2 separate regions of the Mus musculus genome follow, and region 1 is linked to region 2. Evidence: chromatin contacts called from ENCODE Hi-C or POLR2A ChIA-PET data. All regions are on one chromosome and are shown on one strand. Each heading gives the region's core, a stretch centred on a gene start or an enhancer-like site at or near the end of the contact. The rest is flanking DNA. Distances are from core to core; before and after follow the strand shown.

What was found. A loop is a pair of places that touch in the nucleus more often than their neighbours do. ChIA-PET counts read pairs that join two places held with the same protein, here RNA polymerase II (POLR2A).
Region 1: a loop to region 2 is called in a map of mouse trophoblast stem cell, with 2.1 times the contacts of the local background. The contact joins the promoter of Bin2 here to the promoter of Dazap2 in region 2. A Hi-C loop is called at or near these places in 2 of 37 maps with a recorded cell type or tissue (Patski and mouse trophoblast stem cell). POLR2A ChIA-PET finds 5 or more read pairs at or near these places in 3 of 5 experiments (all embryonic stem cell).

The regions. Positions count from the first base shown.
Region 1 is chr15:100,668,162-100,671,191 of GRCm38, reverse strand. Bin2 (bridging integrator 2) reads left to right here and starts at 1,689. Exons shown (of 11, transcript NM_001270537.2): 1 at 1,689-1,779. The coding sequence starts at 1,699.
Region 2 is chr15:100,614,314-100,617,420 of GRCm38, reverse strand. Dazap2 (DAZ associated protein 2) reads right to left here and starts at 1,759. Exons shown (of 4, transcript NM_011873.2): 1 at 1,697-1,759; 2 at 390-508. The coding sequence starts at 1,709. It overlaps C330013E15Rik (RIKEN cDNA C330013E15 gene), which reads left to right and starts at 2,311. Exons shown (of 2, transcript NR_045701.1): 1 at 2,311-2,637; 2 at 2,731-3,107.

The DNA.
Region 1 (3,030 bases), core at 440-2,939, 54 kb before region 2:
AATGAACTGCATACCTTACAGATCATGGGATTGCCAATCTACCTCCAAAGTAAGCGCCTGGAGATCAGAGTCGTCTTTCCTGCCTGGCTTCCTGGTGTATGCCTGGTACACCGCTGACCTTTAGTGCATCGTCTGTTTAGATGAAAGAAACAGAAAACAAAAGCAGGCAGTTTTGTGGCAGACCTCCAGCTTCTTTCTGCCTTCTCCCACAGGAAGCCTGTTGTGACCTCTTTCTTTCCTTGAGGGAATTTTACCAGCTTGCTAAGATTCTGGAATAAATGTTTCCCCAAACCTAGTATCCCTATTTTCTGGCTATCCTTTCTCAGTGGTCAGGTGTAAGTTCATTGGAAGACCGGTTTCCTAGAGAAACCAGATTTGTAATCTCTGTAGCCCCACTCCAGTTTGTATAATCTGTGACTAAATTCACACTGTGTCCATATAATGCTCCATGCTTTGCCTGGAGAGTCTTGTTCTCCTCTGTCCAGTTCAGGCCTCTCCCCTCCTCTCCTCCTTAGCATATTATGAATGGCACCCTGTCTCCTGAGGACCCCATCTCTCCAGTCTTTCTCCCCTTCCAATCCAGATCTGGATTATGCTCACCTTCTGCACTCTGTCCCCACAATTCCCAGGCTTAGAACTGGTTAAGCTGCCATCCAGGCTGAGCCATGGTCACTCAGCATCAATACCCTGCAGCTGGTAGGTGGTCTCTGGTCCATTAAACGTCCTCACTGGATGAAACTGGGCCTTTTGGTTTTTACTTTTTTTTTTTTCATTTCATTTCATTTTATTTTATTTATATAGAGTACACTGTAGCTGTCTTTAGACACACCAGAAGAGGGCATCAGATCCCATTACAGATGTCTATGAGCCACCATGTGGTTGCTAGGAATTGAACTCAGGACCTCTGGAAGAACAACCGGTGCTCTTAACGGCTGAGCCATCTCTCCAGCCCAAACTCAGTCTTTTGTGTCTCCTCACTTTCTAATGCTGTTCGGGTATGGAACCAATGAGTCACGGTCCACATTCAAAGAGCCCGTTCAAGGGTGGGGGCGGGGGAGGGGAGGGGAATCTTTCTCTACTGCAGGGGCAGCATTTCCAAGCTGGTTTTAAGAGTGTGTGCGCACCAAAATCCACCCTGAACAACCCGTTCTCTGCCAACTTCTCAGAACCAGCTTAGCTGCTCTCCCAGCTCCAGATGCCTCTGTGGACCCCATCCTGGTGACCAGTGGTCTTTCCAGGGAGCTGGGCAGTGAGGGGGCCCCAGTAGTTCTCTCGGGGAGCTGAACAATGATGGGGTTCCAATGGTCCTCCTGGGGATCTGGACCATGATGGGGTCCTAGTCGTCCTCCTGGGGACATGGACAGTGATGGGACCCCAATGGTCCACCTGGGGAGTTGGACAGTGATGGGGCTTCAGTGGTACACCTGGAGTATTGGGCAGTGATGGAGTCCCAAGGTCCTCCCGTGATGGCCAGTGGTGGGCTGCAGTGGTCCTCTCGGGAATCTGGGTAGTGATGGGTTTCCAATGGTCCTCGAGAGGTGGCATTGGGTGGTCCAGGCCGACCACGCCCCAGCAGGAGGCTGTAAGGGTGTGAAGGCCCGCCCTCTGAGCATCACGCAAGGCATGCTGGGAGGACGCACTTCCTCTCAGGGGCCTCTAGAAACCACAGGTCCAGGCTGCGCCCCCGCAGCCGGCAGGATGGCAGAGGGCAAGGCGGGCGGAGCGGCTGGCCTCTTCGCCAAGCAGATGCAGAAGAAGTTCAGCAGGGCCCAGGAGAAGGTAGGCAGCCTGAGGAGAAAGGGTCCTGCTGCCCCAGAACGGGCGGGGAATGGGTGTCCACGAACATTGGCCGACGTGGGAGAGAAGGGAGCAGCTGAGGAGACAGCTGTTTCGCAGGAGCCTTCGGCAACCCTCAGCCTGACCCAGAAAAGGCGACAGGAAGGAACGAATGGTGGTGGTCAACTTTGTCACAGATTTTGTCCTAGCGCAAAGGCAAGGGTGGCTGGCTGGCGTCTCTCAGGTGATGAATGAGTTGGAAGATACTTGTCCCCAAAGTAAGAGACAGCGGCTGCGGTGGCAGTGAGTCGCCCCACTTAATTTGACTTGGGGGATTCACTGAGGACCAGGACACTGCACAGTTCTCCACACTTGAGTGTTGTTTAAACTGGTGTAAACGGAGGCGGGTGGATAGAAAACGCAAGGCATCCGAGGCTATATTACTGAGTTTAAGACCAGCCTGAGCTACTCTTTACCTCGGGGTGAGCGGGGAGCTCGTGTGTCCAGTAGCCAGCCCCAGTTTCTTACATCTATTCTTTTGCCTTGATGGTGATCCACAGCCTCTGGGTGTCCTTCCCATAATTTGCCAGTCCATTCAAATGATGGGCACACGCCTTTAATCCCAGCCCTCGGGAGGCAGAGGCAGGAGGATCTCTGTGAGCTCAAGATCTGCCTGGTTTACACAGAGACTTCCAGGACAGCCTAGACTACATAGACCCTGTCTCCAAAAAAAAAAAAAAAAAAAAAAAGGGAAAATGGATTATGGAGACACTCTTCACGCTGTTTATTTTATTTGCTTGGTTGTTTTGTTTTTTTGAGACAGGGTCTTACCGTGTTGACTGGGCTGGTCTTGTATTCAAGGTGAGATCTCTAGCTAAGGTCATAGGTATGAACCCCATTCTTACCACCCTTCACATGTTTTTGAGACAGTTTCTTGTACCCCCACCCCCAAACTCACTTTGACCTTGAACTTCTGGTCTCCCGTCTCTCTCTATCTTCTGGGTTGCAAGCATGTGTCATCACATCTCTTAGATGCTGAAGGTTGTACCTACAGCTTCTGGTTGAGGAAACCAGGCACCCTGCCAACTGAGCTCCGTCCCAGCCCCTTCCCTACACACTTAAAAGGCATTGTGATGTTACCTGTCCAGAGTCTTCCTTTGCCTAGCCACCATCTACCCACACTGTAGTAGAAGAGACATGGGCTAAAAGGAGAGGGTTCATGAACTTGAGGCTGTAAAGTACCTAGCACACTTA
Region 2 (3,107 bases), core at 510-3,009:
CCAGTGGTTGTGAGCCACCATGTGGTTGCTGGGATTTGAACTCAGGACCTCTGGAAAAGCAGTGCTCTTAACCATTGAGCCATCTCTCTAGCCCCTTGTTCCTAGTTCTTGTGTTTGCAGATTACACACTGGTTATAGTCACTGGCACACAGTATTCTGAGTCATTTGCGTCCACAGCTACTATTGTGCTCAAGGGACCCAAACTCAGCTTAAGTCAGCATGTGTCAAATAGCATAATCAGATACTGCATTCAATTCCAATGGTAATTTTCACCTTAAGTTCTAGATGATTCACAGAGCATCCTTCTGCTTGTGAAGTCAGATTTGAAGACTTAACAAGGGGATCCAAGAGTGTTCTCAACTAGCTACAAGTCTAGGAAACTGCAGTACCTCTGAATATGCAGGTGGAGCATCAGTATAGGGTGGAGCCTGAGGAAGATGTAAGGTCTGAGGATATACTGGATTCCCAGGAGGTTGCACAGGGTAGGTAGGCTGTGTTGGATATTGACCTGGAATACAAAAGGGGAGGAGAGATGTTGTCTGTCAGATTAGGAGGGGAGGTGGCAAACAGGAAAGATGCTCAGTGTGTGAGACAAAGTGCTGCTCTTCCTGAGGACCCCAGTTCTATTCCCAGCACCCACATATGACACAACCTCCTTTCAACGCTACCTTCTGCCTTGGTGGGCACCTACACTCACACTCACAGACACTTACACAGGCAGAGGCAGGCACACTTTGAATAAAAACAAGTTTGTAAGCAGAGCTACTAGACGGGCCAGGGTGCACAGGGTGGGGAGCAAGCAGAAGAGCTGCAAATAAGGCTGCCTTATTTCTTAGAGCCAGGAAAATAAGGATGGTCTCGGCACCCTCGCGCCCGAAGGTGCTGGCTTCTGACTGGGCAGAAGGCGCCGTTCCCACTAGCATACTGATTGATGGAGGCTAACTTGGCCATGTTCCCTTTCGAATAGAGGGCAGGTCTGAGGACCCGTTCCGGGGTCTCCGGACTGCTGGTGTCTTAGGGGACTCCTCTGGGTGATCTCCCCCGGGCTGTGCTGTAACCAGTCCTGACTCTGTGGGACCCACGGTTCTCAGTGTTTACCTCACGGGTTCCTAGTCAAGGTCGACCTCCAAAGAGTGAGTGACTGGAAGTTAACCGTGAGAAGGGCGGCGGGTGGAGGGGTGGGGAACGCGACCATGTTCTCACAAACATTAGCAACGCACAGGGGCGGCTACGAGTCCGGGCCCCGAGGAGGAAGCGCCAGAAGTCCCCGGCGGGCGAGAACGGGTCCTCGAGGGCCTGGGCCGTGCAGCGGAGCCGGCACCTCAGCAGTTAAGCTCGGCCGAGGCCTGTTGTTCCGAGGCGCGGCGCCCCGCCTCCGCCCGCCCTCCATTGGCTTCCCCAAATCCCTGCTCTAGCTCGCCATTCGCTCCAGCCGCTGTCCGTCACGGAAAAGCCCCCCCACCCCACACACAGGAGCCCGCGGCTCCAAACTGCGCCACACGGTTTATGGGGTCGGGGCCCAGAGGGCCGAGCGGCTGCGTTGTGGGGGTGGAGGGGGGCGGCCACGTCAGGTGCGGCCGCGCTGTGCGGCCCGCTGAAGAGAGCCGCACAGACCGCCCCAGGCCCGACGTCCCCCAGCCCGCTCGACCCGAACCCGCCCGCTTCCCCGACGGCCCCCGCCACTTCCCGGCCTTGCCTTTGCTGTTCATGGTGGCTCTGAGTCCGCTCCCACTCGGCGTCGCGGACGGTTATTTTTCTCGTCCTCTTCCTGTTCGGAGTCACTTCCGTGTCACGTGACGTTCGTCCACTCTGCGTCAGGAGATGCCCGAGTGCGCCGCCGCCGGAAACCCCGCCCCCTCGCAGGCCGGCCAGTCGCGGCAAGGAGGGCGCTCGCGGCCCTGCTCTGCTCGGAAGCCCCGCCCTCCCCGCGCGCTCTGCCCTCACGGCGCGCGCCTCCTCTGGGCTCGGCCCCGCCCCTCCCTGCGCGGCTTCGCCCTCACCGCGCGCTTTGCCCTCACTAATTGCCCCGCCCTCCCTGCGAGGCCCCGCCCTCCTCGCTCTCCCCGCGTTCCTTGCTCTCTCTGCGCGGCCCCGCCCTCACCGCGGTCCTTGCTCTCACCGTGCGCCCCGCCCTTATCACGAGCCACTCCTTCCCGCGCGGCCCCGCCCTCACCGCACCGCTAGCCCCGCCTCCCTGAACGCTCCGCCTTCACCGCGGGCTCCTCCTTTCTGCGCGGCCCCGCCCTCCCTGCGCGACCCCTCCCTCACCGCGCGCTCCTCCTTTCTGCGCGGCCCCGCCCTAAAGAAAGCGGAGTCAGCTCATCTCAGGGCGACTTCCTCACTGTGAGTCGCCTCTGCTCACCAAATTCAGGTGTGAACACAGGCTGTCACGACTCCACAGTGCCTGCGAGACGCAGCCCAGACCTCAGACCTTAGCCTGTCCGCCGTTCTGGTCCTTCCAGGCCTCTTGTTGAGGGCCCAGCGCCTGGCTTCGTGCTCGGAGATGGACCGTGTCCCCGCGCCCCGCCCCCTGTCCTGAGATAGACCGTGCCCCAGCACAAGCTGAGGGGACGCAGCCAGCACCTGCACCCTGGCCTGGCACGTCCTACGGGGACCTGAAAACTCCCTACAGATGTTGTGAGTGGTTTAGCCCGCGCTCAGTTGTCCAGAAGAGTAGCGACGACGTCTCTTAGGACAGTGATCACATTTTTTCCCGTTTCCTCGTTCCAGAATATCTGCTGAGCAACCGAACGCGCTCTCATAGATGCACAGAGGAACCGACCGCCGCAGCTGTCTGCAGAAGTTCGTGTTGTGCGTGGTCAAGTAGATGGGCAGGCTTTGGAGGGAGAGGTCCTTGGTGAACGGACTCCTGATTCGTCCGACACCGAAGGCCTTGCTTGTGTGTCAGGTGTCTATTTAACAGTTTGCGTGGCGTCCTGTAAATGCAGTTTCGTCCAGTCGGCAAGCACAGCAGCCTGAGAGGCTGATCTAGTTCAGCCTGGGGACCTGCGCATGAGTGTCATGGGTTCACGCCGACACACATATAAAAATAAACATTCGAGAAGAAAAGAAAAACTGATCTAAAGGACAGGTTACAGACTTGAGTT